Linked DNA regions of Homo sapiens: region 2 is linked to region 1. Evidence: chromatin loops called from intact Hi-C (ENCODE). Cell type or tissue: endothelial cell of umbilical vein. All regions are shown on one strand. Each heading gives the region's core, and the rest is flanking DNA. Links, peaks and the distances in the headings are about the cores only.

What was found. A loop is a pair of places that touch in the nucleus more often than their neighbours do. Peaks named below come from ENCODE experiments on the same cell type or tissue, not always from the same donor. Only the 100,000 strongest peaks of a DNase experiment are listed, where the experiment ranks them.
Region 2: it touches region 1 in a loop (4-fold over the local background); 16 of 110 quality-filtered maps call a loop at or near these places.

Annotation. Positions count from the first base shown.
Region 1 is chr2:216,663,265-216,674,081 of GRCh38, forward strand. It overlaps IGFBP2 (insulin like growth factor binding protein 2), which reads left to right. Exons shown (of 4, transcript NM_000597.3): 4 at 676-1,172. The coding sequence ends at 840. It overlaps IGFBP5 (insulin like growth factor binding protein 5), which reads right to left. Exons shown (of 4, transcript NM_000599.4): 4 at 8,841-10,817. Among named protein-coding and RNA genes, the nearest start is that of IGFBP-AS1, 26 kb to the right of the region's middle. In endothelial cell of umbilical vein, for the core only: a CTCF peak has its summit at 3,542; a DNase peak (open chromatin) is centred at 3,517; H3K27me3 peaks cover 171 bases.
Region 2 is chr2:216,530,361-216,541,177 of GRCh38, forward strand. No RefSeq gene overlaps it. Among named protein-coding and RNA genes, the nearest start is that of RPL37A, 37 kb to the left of the region's middle. RefSeq lists an enhancer at 9,450-9,539. In endothelial cell of umbilical vein, for the core only: no CTCF peak of the experiment used is centred there; DNase peaks (open chromatin) are centred at 2,111, 5,401 and 9,811; H3K27ac peaks cover 1,676 bases.

The sequences.
Region 1 (10,817 bases), core at 1-8,000:
CTTTGGGTAACTAAAGTGATTTGCAGGAGTAGTTAGCTTATGCATAAAACAGAGACCTTGGAGTGGGAATGCCTGGCTTCCATCTCAGCTGTGCTTCTTACCAGCTGTGTGACCTTGGGCAAGTTGCTTAGCCCATCTGTGCTTCAGTTTTATCATCTGTAAACCAGGGATAATAATGGCATCTAATTCACAAAGTGGTTGTGAGGATTAAATGACTATATTTGTTAGAAACTGAACTAGCAGTGTGTCTTGCACACACAGTGCCTGGCACACACTGATTTTGATTGCAACATGAGGTTTTACACCTGACGCTATGACTAAGCTTCAGTATGCTGGGTCCCCCCCACTGGATGGGACCTCTTTGAGGCTGGGGACTGAGTCTTTTCATCTTCGGGTGTCCTGAATGGCCTTGCTAATCAGAGGGGTCCCTGGGCGGGCAGCATCAGCATCACGTTGGAGCTCGCTAGCGATGCAGAATTTCCAGCTCTCCAGGGACCTACTGCATGGGAATCTGCATTTTATCAAGGTTTCCTGGCGCATATTTGAAGTTGCGAAGCTCCACCCGGCAGCGCATGGGTAGCTGCAAGGGGTGGCTGCTCAGTGGACGCCGGGTTGAGGGACAGAAGGAAAGTTGCTGGCTGCGGGCTCCTCCATGCTCTTCTCCTCTCTCCCCAGTGCAAGATGTCTCTGAACGGGCAGCGTGGGGAGTGCTGGTGTGTGAACCCCAACACCGGGAAGCTGATCCAGGGAGCCCCCACCATCCGGGGGGACCCCGAGTGTCATCTCTTCTACAATGAGCAGCAGGAGGCTCGCGGGGTGCACACCCAGCGGATGCAGTAGACCGCAGCCAGCCGGTGCCTGGCGCCCCTGCCCCCCGCCCCTCTCCAAACACCGGCAGAAAACGGAGAGTGCTTGGGTGGTGGGTGCTGGAGGATTTTCCAGTTCTGACACACGTATTTATATTTGGAAAGAGACCAGCACCGAGCTCGGCACCTCCCCGGCCTCTCTCTTCCCAGCTGCAGATGCCACACCTGCTCCTTCTTGCTTTCCCCGGGGGAGGAAGGGGGTTGTGGTCGGGGAGCTGGGGTACAGGTTTGGGGAGGGGGAAGAGAAATTTTTATTTTTGAACCCCTGTGTCCCTTTTGCATAAGATTAAAGGAAGGAAAAGTAAAGTGTGTGTCTTTTGCCTGAGTCTTTGGGGTCTTCCAGGGAGAGATGCAGAGCCTGGCCTAGGTTGGCCTACCCGCCATCATCCAGCTTTGCCCCTGGCTCCTAGGAAAATGGGAAAGGCCGTTTCCGTTTCCCATTCATGAAATGGCAATAAGAAGGAATGGGAACCTCCTGAATCCAGATCAAACCCTCCAGTGCAGCCCCAGGACTCCCAGGTGAGGCTTCTGCCCCCATGTGGCCCCTGCCTGGCGCTGTACAGGGGCAGGATGAGTCACGGGCTGGGGATGGGGAGATGTGGAGCGTGGGTCCGGCTTCCTCCCTCGCACATTCAGATAACACTGCAGTGGGAGATAAGGAACAGGAAACGTTGGGATTGGGGTTGTCTGGCCCCTGAAATAAAGGAGGCTCCCTCCTGCCCAGGGTGAGACATTTCCACTCAGCCCCCAAAGAAAGGGAGTAGGGCTGTGGTTAACTGGCTTATTCATAAGGATGACACCACTGAGAATTCAGATGCTGCTCTCTAAGGGGCCCAAGGGATTTGGTGTCCAGACCAGCAAATATCAATTGAAACAAAGGGCTATGAGTGTGTCAAGGTGTGCAGGCTGAGGGACTGTGGAAGGAGGCACAGAATGTGGCCTTTCTTAGCAGAGTTCCACATCAGAGCTCACCTACATCTGCCATTCTGTTCTGCTGGCCTCTCAACTCCAGTGAATTCCAGGGGGCTTATGCACCCCGACCCCTGCCTTTGCAATGGGCCATGGGGGGAGAAAGCTCACCATTTGAGGCCCACAGTCCCTGCCCCCCTAACCTTCCTCGGTACGTGGCCCAGGGCCTGGCCTCTCCTGTCACTCCCCTCTCCTGTGGCTGGAGTCTGATCCCTTCCCACAGAGGAGGGGCTCCCTAGGGGCCTGGCCCAATCCACTACCTTCCAGACCTTCCATCTGGTGAGTGTAGGGAGGCGGAGGGATGGCGGGCCCTTTACCAGGTGTGACATAAGTGTAGCTGGAATGCAAGACAGCTTTTGGAAATGGCACAAGATGAGCTTTCTTGGAGTGCAGGAAAACCAGATCCCCAAGAATAGATGGAGCCATGCCAGGAGGGTGTGTTCTAGGCTGCACCGGGCCAAGGCCAGCACTTGGCCACAGCCCCAAAAGTATTCATTCAGCGGATCCTTGTGCATCCGTGAAACAGGCACTATTGTTAGTTACACTTTACAGATGAGGAAAAGTGTAACTAGAAGTGCCCAAACTCTCCTGCCCTGGGTCTGGGGACCCCTAACTCCAGCGTGTGGCAGCCACCCACCCCTGAGTTATACTGGCCCCGTGGATGGAAGCAGGTGAGACGCTTGGAGAGGGCCTAGAGGGCTCTGGGCACTGGATGGACCTGGAGCTTGAAGCTCAGCAGTCCCTGCATGGGGTCTGATTGTCTTTCATTCGGCGCATGCGTGCTGCAGCTGGCCCTTCCCCCTGCCCTCTGAGTTGCTGCAAAGAGCAGTCAGCCCCGGGGCTGCTGTCCCCAGGTGGAGCTGCTATCCCTGGGTGGAGCAGCCCGTGCCTGCCCTCCTGGGAAGCCTGGTGTTTCTCAACCTCGGTGAACATTTGACTCGACGGCGGCACTTAAAACAAAAACTGATGCCAGTACCTCAGCTTCAGACATTCTGATGTAACTGGTTTGCCATGGAGCCCAGGCAGGGTCTTTTTCCTTTCTTAGGTTCCATGGTGATTGTGAACCAGGGAGGGATAAGGCAAGAAAAAGGCCGGAGTCAGGACACCTGGGCTTGGATCCTTTCCCACCACTTCGTTTTCCATTGCCTGGGGCTATGCTGTCCACCTTCTCTGAGCCTGTTTTCCTCATCTGTCTATTGGGGATGTTATCAGCCTCAAATAGCAGGGTGGTATTAGTGTGAGACTAGATGTGAAGGTGCTTTGAAAACTAGGACTGTATAAAACGGGAGGGGTTACTATGGGGCCATTGTTGGGTCAGGTGTTTGCCAGACCTCACGCCCCAGGGCTGCCACCTTGTCCATTCTTTGAACTTTTCCAGAGGGCTTCTGAGGATGCCACAATCTCCTTGCCCATTTCCCCTCCATTACCCTTAGTGCTCTTGTACCCAACCCTCTGAAGAGGTAGCTTTTATGGGTGAGTGGGTGAGCAGCACCTCCGCTGTGGCTCTAGCTGCAGGAACCACACTCACTGATGTGCAGTGCAACCTAGAAACCTTTGCCGAGAGGAAGCATCATTGCATCCACGTGGGAAGATGGCTGGCTGGGCAGGGATCTTGAAGATGTCAAGCACATCTCTCACCTGGAACTAACTGTGCCTCTTTGAACGTTAAGCAAACACCGGGGCTATACTGCCACTGTGTGGCAGCATGCAGAACTGCAGCTGAGCCTACATCGGGCCCTTGGAGAGTCTGTTGCATTGAAGAGGAGTGGTCCAGAAGGAGTCAGCTGGAGACGTTGTTACCACTGGCCCTATCCCAGATCCCCTGAGTTAGAAGCTCGGGGAGGGGCCTGGGAGTCTGCATTGAAACTTGCTTCCTGTGTGGTTCTTATGGAGGACTGGTTGACTTCATTTATAGGATCCAGGGCAAAATAAAAATATGGAGTCCCTTATTCAGAAATTATTAAGAATGTCAAGACAGAAATAGCAGAACATTAAACTAAGTGTCAGCCTTGTATGACTGCATGGGTCATGCCCACGGGGCTATCCCTCTTCTTATGCTCTCTACATTTGGACAGTCACCACTGTCATCCCTGAATCTGTTTGATGTGTCTTGAATACTAACTACATAATAAGATGTGGTGGTTAAAAGCGTAACCATGGAGGTGAGGTAGTCTTTGAACAGAATCAGACTCTTGAGTTATGTGCCTTTGGACATATTTCTAACCTCTGTGAATCTCATTTACTTCCTCTTTAAATATTGGGATAGTTTCTATCTTAAAAGACTTGCTTTGAGAATATAAAATCATTTCTGTCACACGGTAAGTGCTGCCTAAATGTAGCTCTCGGCCTTGCATGGTGGCTTACGCCTGTAATCCTGGCACTTTGGGAGGCCAAGGCGGGTGGATCAACCGAGGTCAGGAGTTCAAGACCAGCCTGGCCAACGTGGTGAAACCCCGTCTCTACTAAAAAATACAAAAATTAGCCGGACTCGGTGGCGGGTGCCTGTAATCCCAGCTACTTGGGAGGCTGAGGCAGGAGAATCACTTGAACCTGGGAGGTGGAGGTTGCAGTGAGCTGAGATTGCACGAGCCTGGGCAACAGAGTGAGACTCCGTCATAAAAAAAAGAAAAAAAAAATAGCTCTCACTATATCCCAGGCTCGGTATTAGGATGTCAGGCTATGAAGATGATGAAGATGAAGAAGATTACAGCCTTTGTCCTGAAGGGCTGAGATTCTTGTGGAAGGAAACAGCCCCGACACCCAAAGATGGCCCTCCATGGATGGCGGTACCCCTCCAGTAGGGGATGTTGGGCAAGTTAGGAGAAATAGTTAAGTCTGGTGTCAGGGAAGGTGTCTCAGAGAGGGTGAAGGCAGAGTTGGAAGGAAGAAGCTGAGATTGGGGAGAGGAGCGGGAGGATGTACGTGCCTCATGCATGCATGTATGTGCAGGTGCGGGTGTTGGGGGCTGGGGTTCAGACAGAGGGAGCAGCATGCGCAGAGACTTTATCTTATTTTTATGTCTGTATTTATTTATTTTTAGAGACAGTGTCTTACTCTGTTGCCCAGGCTAGAGTGCAGTGGCATGATCATAGCTCACTGCAGCTTTGAGCTCCTGGGATCAAGCAATCCTCCCACCTACCTCATCCTCCCAAGTAGCTAGGACTACAGGTGTGCACCACCATGCCTGGCTAATTTTTATTTTGTAGAGACAGCGATCTCACTATGTTGCCCAGGCTGGTCTTGAACTCCTGGACTCAAGTGATCCTCCCACTTTGGCCTCCTAAAATGCTGGGATTACAGGAGTGCATCACCATGCCTGGCCGGCAAAACCTTTAAGTCACGAGCTGGACAATGAGCCTGGACACCGGCGCATGGTTGGGGATACATGTGGTGAAGGGAGGCGGCAGGTGGAAGAGGAACGAGAGGAAGAGGAAGCCAGGGCACATCAGGAACGACTTGGGGTGTGTTGCTGAGGGATTTGAACTCTGGACCAAAAGTTAAGTACCAAGGAAAGAAGTTAGGCAGAGGATGGGCATGATTGGTTTGGTGTTTAGAAAGTGAACTGGGCCAGGCACAGTGGGTCATGCCTATAATCCCAGCACTTTGGGAGGCCAAGACGGGTGGATCACCTGAGGTCAGGAGTTCAAGACCAGCCTGACCAACATGGTGGAACCCCATCTCTACTAAAATTACAAAATTAGCTGGGCATGGGGGCGCTCGCCTGTAATCCCAGCTACTCTGGAGGCTGAGGCAGGAGAATTGCTTGAACCCGGGAAGCGGAAGTTGCTGTGAACTGAGATTGCACCATGGCATCCCAGCGCAAAACTCCATCTCAAAAACAAAACAAAACAAAACAAAAAAACATGAACTGCAACTGTGATGTCCAGCGTGGAGGACAATACATGGTGTGGGATTGGGTGGAACATCCCTGCAGCAGGAATTGCAAGGATCCAGGGTAGAAGTGAGCATGATCTGAATGAACCAGGGCTGGGGAGATGGAGAGAAGGGCCGAGGGTGAGGGTGGTCCATGAGGTCACTGATTCCTAGCACCTGGTGGCTTATTGGATGGAAGGGGTAAATGAAGAGTCAGGACTGAGGCCGGGGGTTGGGCTTGGACAGCTGGGTGGATGCAGTGCCATTCTCTGAGACAGCAAACAGGAGGAGGAGGAGGAATGGGGAATAAGAGGAGGGGGCTAAAGAAGGATTAAGAGAAGGAAGAGGGATGGCTTAGTGGGGAAGATGATGAGTTCAAATTGTGTTGTTATTGAACTTGTACTTTGTAAAGCATTAGATAAAATCATAAGAGAGGCCAAGAGCCTGAGCTTACAGGATGAGTTCAACGTGGAACACATTGTATTTGAGTTGCTTGAGGGACACTGGGTGGAGAAGACATCCCTGACTTTCCCTCATTCTCATCCTGATGTCAATTCTTGAGCAAGGTCCATCAGTTCTGTCTGCAGGCCGCGGTTCCTCTCTATTCCGTCCTCCCCATTTCCTCTGTCACCAACACAGAGGGAGATGGGATGGTTGATGCGTGGGGGGCCGACAAGCAGGTGGGGAGCGTGCAGGAAGGGGCTGTTTTGGGAACAGAGGAGGACTGGCAGGGGAGGAGACAAGAGTGTGGCGGGCGGTTTTGTGGATAGCTTTGTAGGGGTTGGGATGGGGAGATGGGAAGGTTCTCACCTGCTGGCCTTGGTTTTCTCTGATAGGGAGAAGGTAAGGGTGTTTGCTAGGAGTGAGGGAAGGTGGTACCATGCATTGGAGAAATGAGGGTAATGTGGGGGAAATAATCCGATTAGGGGCCCCTAATAAGTTTCCCAGGCAGGATGTGGGGCCCTCGGAGCCTGGGGATTCTGGTGTGATGTCAGCTCACTCAATAGTGGCACTTTTCCCTGTGGGGCTCAGCAGTGCCATGCAGGAGGGACAGTGCTGACTGGACAGGGCTGAGGTGCTGCAGGGCAGGGGAGCCCCAGACAAGCTGATGCCAAGCATGGAGCTATGGGCTTCGGTCTCCTTAGGCAAAGCATCAGAGCCAGAGAGGGCTGATGGATTGAAAACTCAAGCGGGGTGAGCAAAGGCTCTCTGTCGTAAAATCGTCTCTGCTCTCTTGCCTCATTCTTCTCACTCTCATAGTAGACTACGATTAGAGTGGGAGAGTGGGGTTTTCAGATTTTAGATGTGGAATCTTGGGGGTCCCATGGCTCAGAGTGTGGCTTAAGTGGATGGAGGGGAAGGCAGATGGTGTGTGGCAGAGCTTGGACCAGCAGCATACCACTGGGGAGAGGGTGGGAGACACAGTTTCTGGGCTGCTGAACCGCGGGGACCCCAGGGGAATGGTGCTATCGCTAAGGGGCTGTATGGGTTGTCCCACTGAGCACGGGCAGTACAGGGTGGTGGGGAGACAGGAGTGGAGTAGTCCGTCCAGAGCCGGAATCATCGGTGGTCACGGGCTGTGAGCAGGGATTCACAGATGTGGGTTATATGGGTCGGAGGAGATGAAAGGGGAGGAAAGGACCACAGTGGTGGGGGATACAGTTGTGTGGGGGGCGGGCGTGAGAGCCTCTGGGGAGGAGCACTGGGGAGAAGGATCCCAGCTGGCACCTGCTCCAGGCAGTGTGCCTGCAATGGTAGGGTGAGCAGCTTCCCCCGGATAAGCCAGGAGACACTCTGGGGGCAGGAGGTGCCACGTGGGAGGCCTTCCCGTAGTTCCTTTTCCTGTCCCCCGACTTGAGGCACCTCTGGAAAGGAAAGCAGAGAAGGTGCCTTTTCCCTCTGTGCACCTCCTAATGCATCCTCCACCTCCTCCTCCTCTACCTCCACTGCTGGGCCCCGGTAGCCTGAGAGAGCCATGTGGGAGCCTCCCTGGCTACCCAGGTGACTGCAGGGCAGGCTGAGTGACAGGCATCCGAATCCTGTGCTCTTTGGCTGGATAGATTACTCTGTGAACTTGAGGGACCTGGTGCTCACAGGTGTCAGGGAAGCGGCTCAGCCACCCCAGAAGGAGGTGTGCCTGGTGACGAATCAGGCCATCGGCAAGGCAGGGACGCCCCAGTGACTCCTCTTGCCCCGTGACTAGGACAGGACGGGACACATGGCTTCCTGGTGGCCTCAGCCATTGAGCTGAGCAGAGTGAGGATGCCACCGCTTCTGTCTCCCTGCTCTGCTCCTGGGCCTGAGACTCTGGGGTGTGCGGTCAGTGGGGTGCCTAAGGGGCAGTGTGCTGTGCAGCTCTGTGAAACACAGGAGGGGCCGTAGGGGAAGAGCCTGGGGACGAAGGGGCCTAGGAGGGAGGAAAGCAACACAGTGAGGCGGCAGAAGGTCGGAGGGTGTAAGAACTGTGCTCTTCAGTGCCCAGGGGTTGACATCAGGGGTGCCATCTTGGGTTTTCCTCTTCACTGGGCACAGACAGCGGTGGAGGTTGGGTAGGAACCAGAGGGAGACTTTATCTTGGCCAGAGGTTCCCAGGAGTTATGAGCTTACAAGGCAGTGGGAGGAGGGAATAAGGAACATTCTAGAAATGGCTTCCTTAAAATCTTCTCCAAGGAGCAGAAACTTCTCATTTGTCTAAGGGTGGATGAAGGCCACTTTACTTCATAGCAAGGGCTGAGATGAAAAGATGGTAATAATCATTAATAGAACAGTAGGGGAACAGGTGCTGAATATTCCCAGTTCTCAGGGCTTTGGGGACATTAACTGGTTGAATCCTCACAGCAGCTCCATGAGGTTTTACCCACAAGGAAATGGAGGCCTGAGGAGGTTATGTAGGTTGCCTTGGGTTCCACGACTGTGGTGGCTTTCCAACAGATGGGGAAGGGGCCGCTGGAGCTCCAGTGGGAGTGCTTGTCTTGGGGGATGAGGGGTTCTCTCTGGACCATGTGGCCGCTCAGCCCTGATCCCACCGGGGGCCTTTCTCCATCCCCTCTCGGCTGTGGCCTGAGGAGAATCAGGGACTTGCCTCTCCCTCTGCCTGCCTTCCCTGAGCCCTCGGAGGAAGCCGACGCAGGCTAACTGAATGCATAACTTTATTAAATAAATGCTTTGTCATGACAAAAGACAAAGATCAAGGAGTAACATAAATTATAAGTTGAATAAATAGTATACAGCAATCTTCACTTTTTAAGAAAATGTGAGATCCTTTGTTGGTTTTTTATTTCCTTAAGTACAAAATGCTAAACGGGAGCCGAGCTCTTCCGCATTCAGGTGTTTTTTTTTTTTTTTTCGGCTTTTTTTTTTTTTTCTCACAAACTGGTTGCATTTGTTGATTTATTTTTCCATCCTTTTCACCAGTAAAGATTATCATCGTTTATTTTTGTTTTTAAAGTTGAAAACAAAAAAGAGGAGAGAACAGAGTTATGGTATGAATGTATGTAAAACTATAGAGAACTACAGTAATATGTACTGTGGTTATTGCTGTCTTCAAAAAAAAAAAGAAAAAGAAAAACAACAACAACAACAACGAAAACAACCGGTAGGCAACTCGGAATCTGAAGGAATCTTGTCTGACAACTGTGCTATCCATGTGGGCTACGGTGTGACAGTGGCGGTAGAGAGGAGACTCCGGCTGGCGACCGGGGACTGGTGGAGTGGGGTGAGCGGGCACAGGGAAGCTGGGGTCCCCTTCCCCTCGGACCCTCCCCACCTTCCCTTTCCCCATCCAAAAGGATTTCAGGAGAGGAGGCCAGAGTCTGTGAAATGACTAAACTATATACTCCATTAGAAAACCAAGAAAGTATGTTTGAAATAGAAACAAAAGCCTAAGAGAAAATAAAAAGTGGAGAAACAGTGCAATGTAATTCTTGCACTTTAGTGGTTTTAAAAACACAGACAGTACAAGGCCCAGGTTGCTGGCTGGTGAAACCCCTGTCCCTCGTCCCTCCTCCACTTTGCAAAACGGAGCCTCCTTTCTCTTGGAAGCCAGACATATCCTCTCTGACGCTATGGGGTTTCTTCTCCTTAGAGCTCTTCTCTGAGGTTCCCATTCTGGGCCGGAGCCCTCTCAGGAGTGAGTGGATGGGTCCGGGGTACTGTCCCACCTTGAGGGGGGCTTGGCGGTTGCCGTGGCAGCCCTGTCTCACTAACCGGTGCGTGGCGGGAGCAGGTGGTTGAGGCCCACCCTCTAGGGGAGGCCAGCCCTGTGGGGGTACCATGGAGGCCACAGAGGTGGTGGTGGGGAGATGGGGTGGGAGAGAAGGGGCATGATCAGAAAAGGGCCTCCCTGGACCTCGTGCGCCTGCCTTCCTCCCCTCATGGGGCCAGTGTCCCCAGGCCTGTCTGTCTAGGCCTGGCTGTCAAAGAAAGGTTCCAGTCTCTTCCTCCCCATGTGCCCTGCTTTGCCAGGTGGGTCAGGGCAGGCTGGAGGAAGGAGGGTCAGTCCTGGCTGGGCTTCCCTATCTCCTGGCAGTCGTGGGAAAGACAGAGGCATCTTCCTCACTGGTGGAGTGAGGCACGAATCTAAAGGGGATGGGAAGACCTTCTGTGGGTGTGAGCATGGGAGTGGGCAGCACTTAGATTCGGAGCCATGGATAGTCCGGAGTCCAAGGTCTCTGGGTGAGCAGACAGTCGGCCAAAGGCCAGCCTGGAGTCAAAGAGACCAGACCCCTGCTTAGATTGCCATACTCGCACCATTCCAAACCTGCCTCCCTCACACCCTGCCATGGGGGAAGAGGTGCCGTCTTCCTCCAGTGCCTCCCTTCCCAGGATCTCCCCACCCTGGGCTCAGCCAGAACTCCCATTTGGGAGGCTTAGTTCCATGTGTCCATGAAGGCCCAGCTTCTCTGGGGAGTGACCAGCTGCCCAGGAGAAACTCCTGCATGCAGAAGAGACTCACAGGTTTGGGTTCGCAGGCACGAACTTTGGAAACCGGAAGAGTCTGGCGCACTTACACCAGGCTCTAATCCCCCACCTGATGGCTGGCAGCAAAGAGCCAACGCAAGGGGCAGAAGCCTGCTCAAAGTCCAGACACAGTCCGTGAAGAGAGAGCCC
Region 2 (10,817 bases), core at 1,897-9,896, 130 kb before region 1:
TGTACTAAAGTCGATAGTTTCTACCTGATGTCTATTTCTATTTGAGGATCTCATCCAGGGTACCACAGTACATTGACTTGTGGTGCCTCCTCAGATTCCTCTTGGCTGTGACAGTTTCTCAGACTTTTCTTGGTTTTAATGATCTTGACAGTTTTGAGTAGCACTGGCTGGGTATTTTGTAGGAAGCCCCTTTATGGGAATTAGTCTGATGTTTTGTTTCATGATTAGCCTGGGGTTTTGGGTTTTTGGGAAGAGGACCTCAGGTAAAGTGCCATTCTAATGACATCATATCAAAGGCACATGTTACCAACATGATTTATCACTTTTACGTTGACCTTGATCACCTGGTTCAGCAGTGTTTATCTGGTTTCTCCACTGTTAAGGTACTCTTTCCCCACTTTCCTACTCTTTAGAAGGAAGTCACTCTGCCCAGCCCACATGTAAGGAATGGAGAGTTATGTTCCCTCTTCTGGAGGGTACAATATCTACATCAATTATTTAGGATTCTCCTATAGGATTTTTTTTTCTCTTTCCATTTATTCAGTTACTTATATCAGTATGGATATTTATTTTACATTATTTTTGGGTTACAAATCAACACTACTTCATTTTATTGCTTAATTTTTTCCAGCTTTGTTCATTGGTAGCTCTTTCAGTTGGCTCCTGCATCCCTTTGACATATCCCCATTATGGTACGATTTTTTTTTTTTTGAGGCAGAGTCTCGCTCTGTCGCCCAGGCTGGAGTGCAGTGGCTCGATCTTGGCTCACTGCAAGCTCCGCCTCCTGGGTTCATGCCATTCTCCTGCCTCAGCCTCCGGAATAGCTGGGACTACAGGCGCCTGCCACCACGCCTGGCTAATTTTTTGTGTTTTTAGTAGAGAAGGGGTTTCACCGTGTTAGCCAGGATGGTCTCGATCTCCTGACATCATGATCCGCCCGCCTCGGTCTCCCAAAGTGTTGGGATTATAGGCGTGAGCCACAGCGCCCGGCCCATTTTGTTTTGTTTTTTAAGACAGCATACATCTGTTGCCCAGGCTGAAATGCAGTGGCACAATCATAGCTCACTGCAACCTCAAACTCCTGTGCTCAAGTGAACCCTCCTTCCTCAGCCTCCTGAGTAGCTGGGACTACAGGCATGCACCACCGCACCTGGCTAATTAAAAAAAAATTGGGGGCCGGGCATGGTGGCTTATGCCTGTAATCCCAGCACTTTGGGAGGCCAAAGAAGATGGATCGCTTGAGACCAGGAATTTGAGACCAGCCTGGGCAACATGACAAAACCTTGTCTCTACCCAAAATACAAAAAAATTAGCCGGGCGTGGTGGCACATCCCTATAGTACCAGCTACTTGGGAGGCTGAGGTGGGAAGATTGCTTGAGCTTAGGAGGCAGATGTTGCAGTGAGCTGAGATTGAGTCACTGCCCTCCAGCCTGGGTAACAGAGTGAGACCCTGTCTCAAAAACAAAAACAAAGAAAAGAAAAAGAAAAAAGAAAATTGCAGGGGGAGAATTATACATAATTTAGTGTGGTCTTGCTATGTTGCCCAGCAGATCTTGAACTCCTGGGCTCAAGTGGTCTTCCCACCTTGGCCTCCCAAAGTGCTGGGATTACAGGCATGTGCCACCGTGCCCAGCTGTATTGTAGGTTTTTTAAAAAATTCGTTGTTGATCACTTCTTTATTTTCTGGTATTTCAAGATATTCCAAACTCATTTTGTATATTTCTTGCTACAGTCCTACTAGAATCAGACATTTCTTCAAAGAACGCTAGTTCTTTTTATATTGGACAGTGTTACTAGAAACCAAGATCTGGATGCTAAGTGTACTTATAGCTACTGGGATGTTAAGTCACATTTTTAATTTGCTGAAAGCATTTAAGATTGCCTATATTTCTAGTCTCTCCTTAATTCCCTGATAATTCCTATTAAAACTAACTGGTCGCCTCACAGTTTCCCCAAAAGCCTTTGGGGTTTTACTCTTTTTGTTTGTTTGTTTTTTAAGATTTGTCCTCACTTTGTTTAAATCCTTCCTGTCCTTCAAGCTTTAGGCCTCCTTCTGCCACCACCTCCCACCCTACCACCCAGTTTCCTTTTTGACATTGCTGCCTCTTATCTCCTGCTTCAGGAGGCTCCAGCAATGCAAATGCAACAGAAGCCTGATTTATTCTTGGAAACAGTTCCATGAAAACCAAGCAGGAAGGAATTTAGAAAGGAATATAGCAGCTATATAATATCTTTTGCCTCTATTTTTTTAAAATTTAGTTTTGTGGTTTGAACCCAGATAGCCAGACTATCAGTTTTATTAGGGCTTTTTTTTTTTTTTTTTTTTTTGTCTTTCCAAGATTCAGATGGAAGCACCTGGATTGAGTTTTGTGACTCACGGCCAGAGCTGAACTTTGAATCCTGTGCCCAAGCACTGTATTTGTGAAGCAGCAGGAACAGAGAGAAGCAGTGAAGGTGGGCGATGCTTTGAGATCACTTTGTCCAGACTATCTAGTTTTACAGATGTGGAAACTAAGACCCAGGGAAGGGAAGAAATCATACCCAGAGACATATAACTCATATAACTCATTAAAGGAAGAGTTGGGTCTAGAAGAATTTTTTTTTTTTAACTATAGGATCGGCCAGGCTGTGTCTAGAATCTCTTTATTGGTGTTCCAGTGTGCTTTCTGCTGCGGTGTAAGGACTTAAGATTGTTTTCCCTAAGAAATTTGTCTTAAAATCCCCATCCTGTAACCCCGAGGCACCCAATGACATCCTGGTAGAGGGAGCAGCCCAGTTTTTCAAAGATGCATGCATTTTGGACCAGTGAGACCTGAATTGAAAGCCTAGCTCCATCCCTTAACAGCCATCTGATCTCCAGGCAATCTCTCAGATTCTCAGTTTTCTTATCTGTAAAATGGGCATAAGGATGCCTGGGCCACAGGTGTGTTTTATGGCTTAAGCAAAAGCATGGTTATGAAGGCACCTGGAGCATACCAAGCACATAACTGGTGCTCAGCATTTCTTCAAGGATCATTCTGTGGCTTCCCATGTGTATACCTGGTATCCTGAAACAAATAGAAACCTCCTGGGTTACTTTTACTTCCTTTGTGTCTCTACAAAACTGGACACACAACAGGTGTTCAAAAGCCCTTGCTGGATGAAGGAATGCCACAAAGCTCACCCCATAGGGAGACAATGGAGGGGCAAAAGGTGTTTGTGCAGTGTGAAGGAGAAGGAAAACAGGTGAGTGAGGCAGATGGGCGATGGAACAGCTGGGCCAAGCGCTCATTCTACATTCAGACTGAGTACTCTTCAGGGAGAGGGATTGCCTGAGGCTTCCCAGGGAGAGATATGCTGAGCCAGGCCTCTGCCCAGTGGTCAGGGTGGAGACTGGATAAAGAATCAGGGAGCCTGAAGCCCCTGTGCTTTCATCATTTCCAGCCTCCTGCCCCTGCTTGGGGCCTGGGCACGTTCACAGCTGAACAAGATGCGGCAGGAAACCCTGAATCAAGGGGGTGAAGGCATTAATGAAGCTGAGCTGACTTCTGGCTCTAAATTCCTTTCCCTTTGCTTCCAGGCTTGCTGTGGCCTGTTGTCTCTGCCCGGCAGAGTCTGGTGGCTGCTCTCATTTCACATCATATTGCGAGCTGGATGAAAGCAAGAACCAAGGCGGCTCAGCACGCATAAAGGCAAGTCAGAATCTGGAGACCAAGATTTATTGCTGCAGAGATGGGTGCCCTTTTTGTAGCATGACTTTTATGGAAAGGGCAGTTTTCTTTGCATTAAGTTTGTCTGTAAGAGTCAGTATGACCTAGAGCAGGGGCTAGCAAACTTTTTCTGAAAAAATTAGATAGGGAATATAGGCTTTAAGGGGCATGCAGTGTCTCCTGCAAATATTTCAACACTTCTGTTATAGCAGCCAATGTATAGTTGGCAGGACTATACATTATATAATGTATAGATGAACAGATGTGGCTGTGTTCCAGTAGAACTTTATTTATGGACACTAAAATTTAAATTCCATATAACTTTCATGTGTCACAAAATATTAATCTTTTCATTTTTTTCAACTATTTAGAAGTGTAAAAACCCACCTTGGCTTGATGGCCATACCAAAACAAGCCCTAGGTCAGATGGCAGAAGGCGGTCTGCAGACCTGTTCAGGGTACAGCATGGCCTTGGGAGTCAGACAGGCTTGGATTCAAACCCGGCCTCAGCTCTATGCTTGCTCTCCAACCTTGTTGGGTGACTTAATCTCTCTGAATCTATCCATATATAGGGACAATTTCCTATCCATATATAGGGATAATAACGTCTACCTTAGAGGTTGTTAGTGGGCAATAAGTGAAGTTACAAAGAACCTAACATGGACCATTTGAAGTCCTTGATAGGAGGATGTTATTATTATTGCTTCTCTCAACCTCATCCTTAAGAACACTAGTAATGAGAGCTGAAAGCAATATTCTACTCTGCACATCTACCCAGAACCTCTGAAGTCTATTTATAAAGGCAGTCATCATAGGCTTTTTACAAAAACTATAACGCCCTGCTTTTTGCCACAATTAACTCATCTTTTTTGTTCCAATTCACTTCAACTTAACACATGCTCACAAAGCACAACTTTGCACAAGGCTCAGAGTGCAGCAGGATTGGAAAGTTGAACTTGACACAGTTCCTGCCAAAAGATAGGTATCTCTCTAGAAGGGGACATAAGATACAAATCCAAACAACCATAAATCAAAAAAGCATGTGGAATAAGACCTCCAAGAGTGGCAATCATGTCTCCCATTTACTAAGTACCAGGCACTGTACTAAATGCTTTCTTTATATATGTTGATCTTATTATATAACCTCATGAGGAGGGGACTGTTATTATTCCCATTTGATAAGTGGGAGAATGGAGACAGGGAGATCATGAAGGTCCTTGCCAAAGGTCACACTTAAGTGAGCAGAGAACAGAGAATCAGAACAGAGATCCAGACCTGGCTGATGCAGGAGCCAGAACTTTCCCCACTGGCTTCAAGTGCCCCTGGAGCTCAGGAAGTCCATCCTGGCTCTGACGGCTGGGAAAGAGTCACAGAGGGGGCTTTCGAGCTGTCCCTGAAGCCTGGGGAGGTTTACTCCAGGCATGGATGGGAGTAGGGATGGGAGGATTCAGTCCCAGAACAGCGTGAGCAAATATGCTGCAGTGGGAATGTGGAATGCTCTCAGGCGTGTTGGGGGAACAGCAAGCAGCGTGGGAGTGTAGGGTGCATTCCGTACCAGTGTCCTTTCCCTCCGTGGACCTCCGGATGCCTCAGGGAGGGGCGGGGGAGAGGCAAAAGGTCTGATGACTTCACCAGACTTACATAAACAGGAACTTCCTTGCAACAAAGTATGACCTTCTCATTTTAAAACAATTTGCCAGGCAGTGTATTCCACTCTTCAATCTTGCTTTTCTGTCCATAACTCCTCCCCCAACTTCCGGATTCTGCTTTCCTAGTGTGAAGGAGATGCCAAATTATGTCATAAAAACAGTGCTGGGCATAGAAGTGGCACGCGTCTGAACAGGCACTGTGTGACCCTAGGCTGGTCACTTTCCCTCTCTTGCCTCAGTTCCTGCAAACATAAAATTAGGAGTTAGGTGATAACCTGAGTGCTTTCCAGTGATAACCTTCCAAATTATGGCATACTAAGCCTGTCTCAGTAAGGGAAGCAGCCTTCACCTCTAGCTTGGAGTAGGTGATGCCACTTTGTAGCAACATTAAACAACTGCAGTTCCTGGACTTGATGGGGGCTGGGATTAGAATTTCGAGCCTTTAACTTGTCAATGTGCTGCTTAGATAACTTGCTCCTTACTGGAGTTCATGGGAATCCATGTTCTTTGCCCATCCATCCACCAACACATCAACTTTTAATTAATTCATTTATTTATCTACACCTAGTCCCTGGAGCCAGACTGCCTGAGTTTGAATCCTGGCTCTACTAGCTCTGTGACCATGGTTAAGTTACAGAACCTCTCTGTGCCTTAGTTTCTTCTTCTGTAAGACAGGGATAACAGTAGAATCTGCCTTACAGGGTTGTGAGGATTAAATTGGTTCATGTGTGCACACACACACACATAAATAAAATATCAAGTGCTTAAAACCACTCATGGCATGTAGTAAGCATGATATAAGTGTGTACTATTATTGTTATGTTTGAAGCATGTTTTAAGTAATAGTGTGTGCTGGATGCTCTGTTAGCATCTTTTTCTATGAAACATAGCACTCTTCCCTACTGCCTTACAAGGTAGGTGTTATGAGCCTGCTTTTCGTATGAAGAAATGAAGGATTGAAGAGTTGACATGCCTTTTCTGAGATGTGCCATGGACTAGGCTGCAGAGGACAACCAGACACATCAGCAGGGCCCAGGAGGGAGAGGCTGGAAAGAGCGGGCAGATCACTGCCTGCCCCTGTCACCTAATAGCCAGCTCACATGGCTTCCCTGCTCTGCTATCTGGTTCTTGCTGCAACCCAGACTCCTGCTGATGTCTTGTCTTGAACTGTGTAACCTGTCAACACATGAGAATCATTTGCAGCGACTGGGGAGTGACGTGATTCAGGAGCAGGGGAGGGGAGCTCGTGGAGAACAGAAAACTGCTGCTCCATTTTGGAGCTGCCTTTCAGCCTGGCCAAATGGGAAACTTCCTGCTTAGAAACAGTCAGGACATTAATACTCAGATGAGTGAAGACACACATGTCTCCACTAACATCCCAGGCGGATCAGACTGATTATGCCGCACTGTAGTGCAATTTCCTCTTGGTTTTTATTTCTTTGGCTCAACATTGTGCAGATGGTAAGCTCTGCTCACTGAAAATATGGAAATGATAAAATAGAAATATGAGACATTTGGATATCACTTGAGCTGAAACTTGACACTGCAGGTCTGATTGAAAATCCAGCAGGCCTCTTTCAAGACCCTTTACTGTGGCTCCTCGTTTGCTTCAGGAGGCCCCTGACAAACTTGCCCAGTTCTCCCTAAATCCTGCTATTGTTAGCTCTGGCCTGGGCCACCTGCTTTCTCCTCACCAGAGATATTCGGCCAGATGATCCTTACCATTAAAGTCCCAGGATGTGTGTGCATGAGCACACACACACACACACACACACCACATATGCACCACACACATGCGTGCACATAAGTGCACACACCACACATCACATATGTGCACACATACCACACACATGCACCACACGTGTGCACATATGCACATGCCACACCTGTACATGCACACACTGCACGCACACACATGCATACACATAAGCATATACCACATGCATACCATACATCACACACCACACACCATATACATGCATGCACATACAAAATTACATGCATCACACACCACACACATGCATGCACACATACCACACATACATACATCATACCTGCATGTATGCACACACACACACACCACACATACATCCCCACACACAAACACACATGCCTTTTAGGTGCTACCCAGGACTCCCCTTCTAGCTTTAAACTCTTCATGGAGAACTTTCTGCTGTCCACTGAACCTTTAGAGTTTCTCTTTCTTTTCTTTCTTTTTTTTTTTTGAGACTGAGTCTTGCTCTGCCACCCAGGCTGGAGCACAGTGGTGTTATCTTGGCTCACTGCAACCTCCGCCTCCCAGGTTCAAGCGATTCTTCTGCCTTAGCCTCCTGAGTAGCTGGGATTACAGGTGAGTGCCACCACGCCTGGCTAATTTTTGTGTATTTAGTAGAGATGGGTTTTCACCATGTTGGCCAGGCTGGTCTCGAACTCCTGACCTCAGGTGATCCACCCACCTCTGCCCCCCAAAGTGCTGGGATTACAAGCATGAGCCACCGCACCCAGCCACTGGAGTTTCTCTTTCATACTTTCCATGGGACAAAGCACCTTCCTCTGTCCTTTGAGCTCTATCTCCTTCCTCCTCCAGAGCCCAGTTTCCAGAGCACCTCCTCCAGAAAGTCCTCCTTATTTTCCCCATCTTTGGTCAGGCTTCTATTTGCCCTAGTGGCCTGTACCTGTTTTAAAGTCTGCTGTCAACACAGAGATGCAACTTTTTTAAAGTTTCAGGATGCCTTTCTCGTTCTCTAGGCCCTGCTGCACTGGAGCCCGGAGCCGTCACTCCTCTATACTTCTGGTGATTTCCGCATTGATTGCAGATTCCAAGGCAACTTGGGTCTCTGCAGTATCATTGGGGGCCGATTGGAATTCTTGAAACCCTCTTCCCCACCCCACTCTCTGACTAGACCAATTTTAGTTTAATCAAACCTCAAGACTATATTTTCACCTGTTCCCTTTAATAATTAACTTGCTTCGAGGAATCCAAGAGAACCCAGACACAGTGACTGCTGACCTAGTTACTGACCCATCCTAATGACGCCTCTCCCAGAGGTTCATCCTCCGGGCTCTGGCCCATTTCGTGTGAGAAAGTGAACTCCTATTGGGCACTGGTTTTGCTTCTGAAGCCAGGTGGAAATATTGGCCTACCCCCTTGACCCTACTTCTCATAGTGGTTTGGTGGTTAAAGGTCTATAGAGTAGAAAGATTATGCTGGCTTTGCTTTGTTTTAGGTTTTGTGTTTTAATCTCTTTAAACCCCAGTTTTTAATCCTATTGCTTTCAAGTCCTGATCTTGTCAAGGAAGACACCATCAATTGCACTGTTGTTGTACAACTCCAAACCTTCTGGGGCTTATCACTCTCAGAGCTGAGCTGAGGATGCTAAGGGGTCCTCAGGTGTCCTACAGCTGAGGGCAAGGCAAAGGCGTGCAGGCAGTCAGCTCCCCTGCATGGGTGCCATGCGGTCCCTGCAGCCTTGTTTCTCCTAGTTTCTCTAAGGTACTCCTGGGTCATTGCTCTCTCGATTTATTTGGGAGGGCTGCCATAATAAAGCACCATGGACTGGGGGCTGAACAACAGAAATTTATTTTCTCACAGTTCTGGAGGCTGGAAGTCCGAGATCAAGGTGTCAGCAGGGTTGGTTTCTTCTGAGGCCTCCCTCCCTGCCTTATAGATGGCTGTCTTCTCCCTGTGTCTTCACATGGTCTTTTCCTCTATACATGTCTGTGTCCAAATTCCCTCTTCTTTCAAGGACACCAGTCATAGTGGGTTAAAAGCCACCCTGATGATGTCATTTTAACTTAATCACCTCTTTAAAGACCCTATCTCTAAATACATTCACATTCTGAAGTGTTGGAGGTTAGAACTTCAACATAAGAATTTTTGGGGGAAAACACAGTTCAGCCCATAACATTTTCTGCTTTTTAAATACACACTGCCTGGTTTTAGGGCACCCTGAACCTTAATATAGCCTTCCTAGGGGATATTTCCTCTTCAGTAACATGTGAGCAAGAATACTGATCTCTTCCGATTGTTATGAAGGTTAAGTGCATGTGAAGTTTAATATAGCCTGGCTCATAAGTGCTTAGTAAATGTTAGAACCACTTAAGTAAATAAAAATGGTGATGATAATGATGGTGATGATGATGAAAATGAGCACCATTATTATTTGCAGATGTCTTAGTCATAACGAATTTCTTTTAATAGCACCTGATGATCATTTTGCTTGTGTCACTTTCATTTTACTTCTTTCTTTCCAAAAGAGGCTTGAGTGCGGCTGCCCAGCTCCCCAAGACTCAAGCCAAAGCTACTCTCTGTGCCTGCTGTGAGGATTTGAAAGCACTGTGGCAGGAGAGGCCCTGGGCCTGCCCACCACTCCCATCTCCTCTTGGTAACCAGGAAGCCCTGGGGCTCGCTTAGTCACAACTCACTCAGGCATCGTTTTTGACCTTGACACCTTCCCCTGCATTGTGCCAGGTGTCTGGGGCACTGCCAGCTCTCCCAGCCTGCCAAGCTGATTCTCTTCCTTCACTCAAATGACTGGGGAAACCTCATCTCCCCTCCAGCAGGGAGTCTCCCGGGACTGATCACAGGAAAGGTGCTGTGGGCACATAGCTATGTCACCCTCTCGCTATACACATCCGTGCTCGGCATGCACTCCAGGCACCTTCTGATAAAGGCATTCTGCCCAGTAATTTCCTTGCACACACAAGCATCCATGTGTCCATCTAGTTTAACATTTTTAAAAAATCTTCAATTATAAGGCTGAGTCTAATTTCATTCTCCATACATTACATGTACATAAACATGCCCAATGGAGAGGCTGGATCATTACCAAGTTTACCAAGCAGTCACACTTGTGCACTTTCTCTCCCTCCTTCATCCTGTTTCATGCTTCTGTGCCTTTGCATCTGCATTTCTCTGGAAGCACCTCTTCTGCCTTGTCCCTGTGTGAATGCCTGTCCTAAGGCCTAGATCAAGGCTCTAGGAGATGCGTCATGGACCCCAGGCACAGCCAGGACCCTCTGCTTTGATGGCTCCCTTGTGCCTTCGGTGGCATCTTGTCTGTGCTTACCATACTGTACTGTGATTGTCCATTTGTATAGCTTTCTCAGCTGGCCTGGGAGCTCCTCAAGGGCAGGGATGATTCATTCAACTTTGCATCCCCAGTGCCTAGCACAGTGCCTGGCTATAGGTGAGTGAAGCCAGAGAGGAGGGCTCTGGGATCCAGCCATGCTGGGCAGTGCCTTTCATGGCATTTTCTGTTTGGCCTCACCTCTTCCTTTGTCCTGTTTTTAGCCTAATTCCTTTCAAGGCTCTGGCATGGGACTCTGAGCTCATTTTCATGATTGCTTTAAATATTGGGGCTGTTGGCATGCCAACACGGGGACCCACGCTAAGGAGGGAGAGGAATTCTCCAGCTCTCTGGGTCCTGCCGAGACACAAGGAATGTGCCAGAGGCAGGGGAGGTTTTGAGAAAGTGC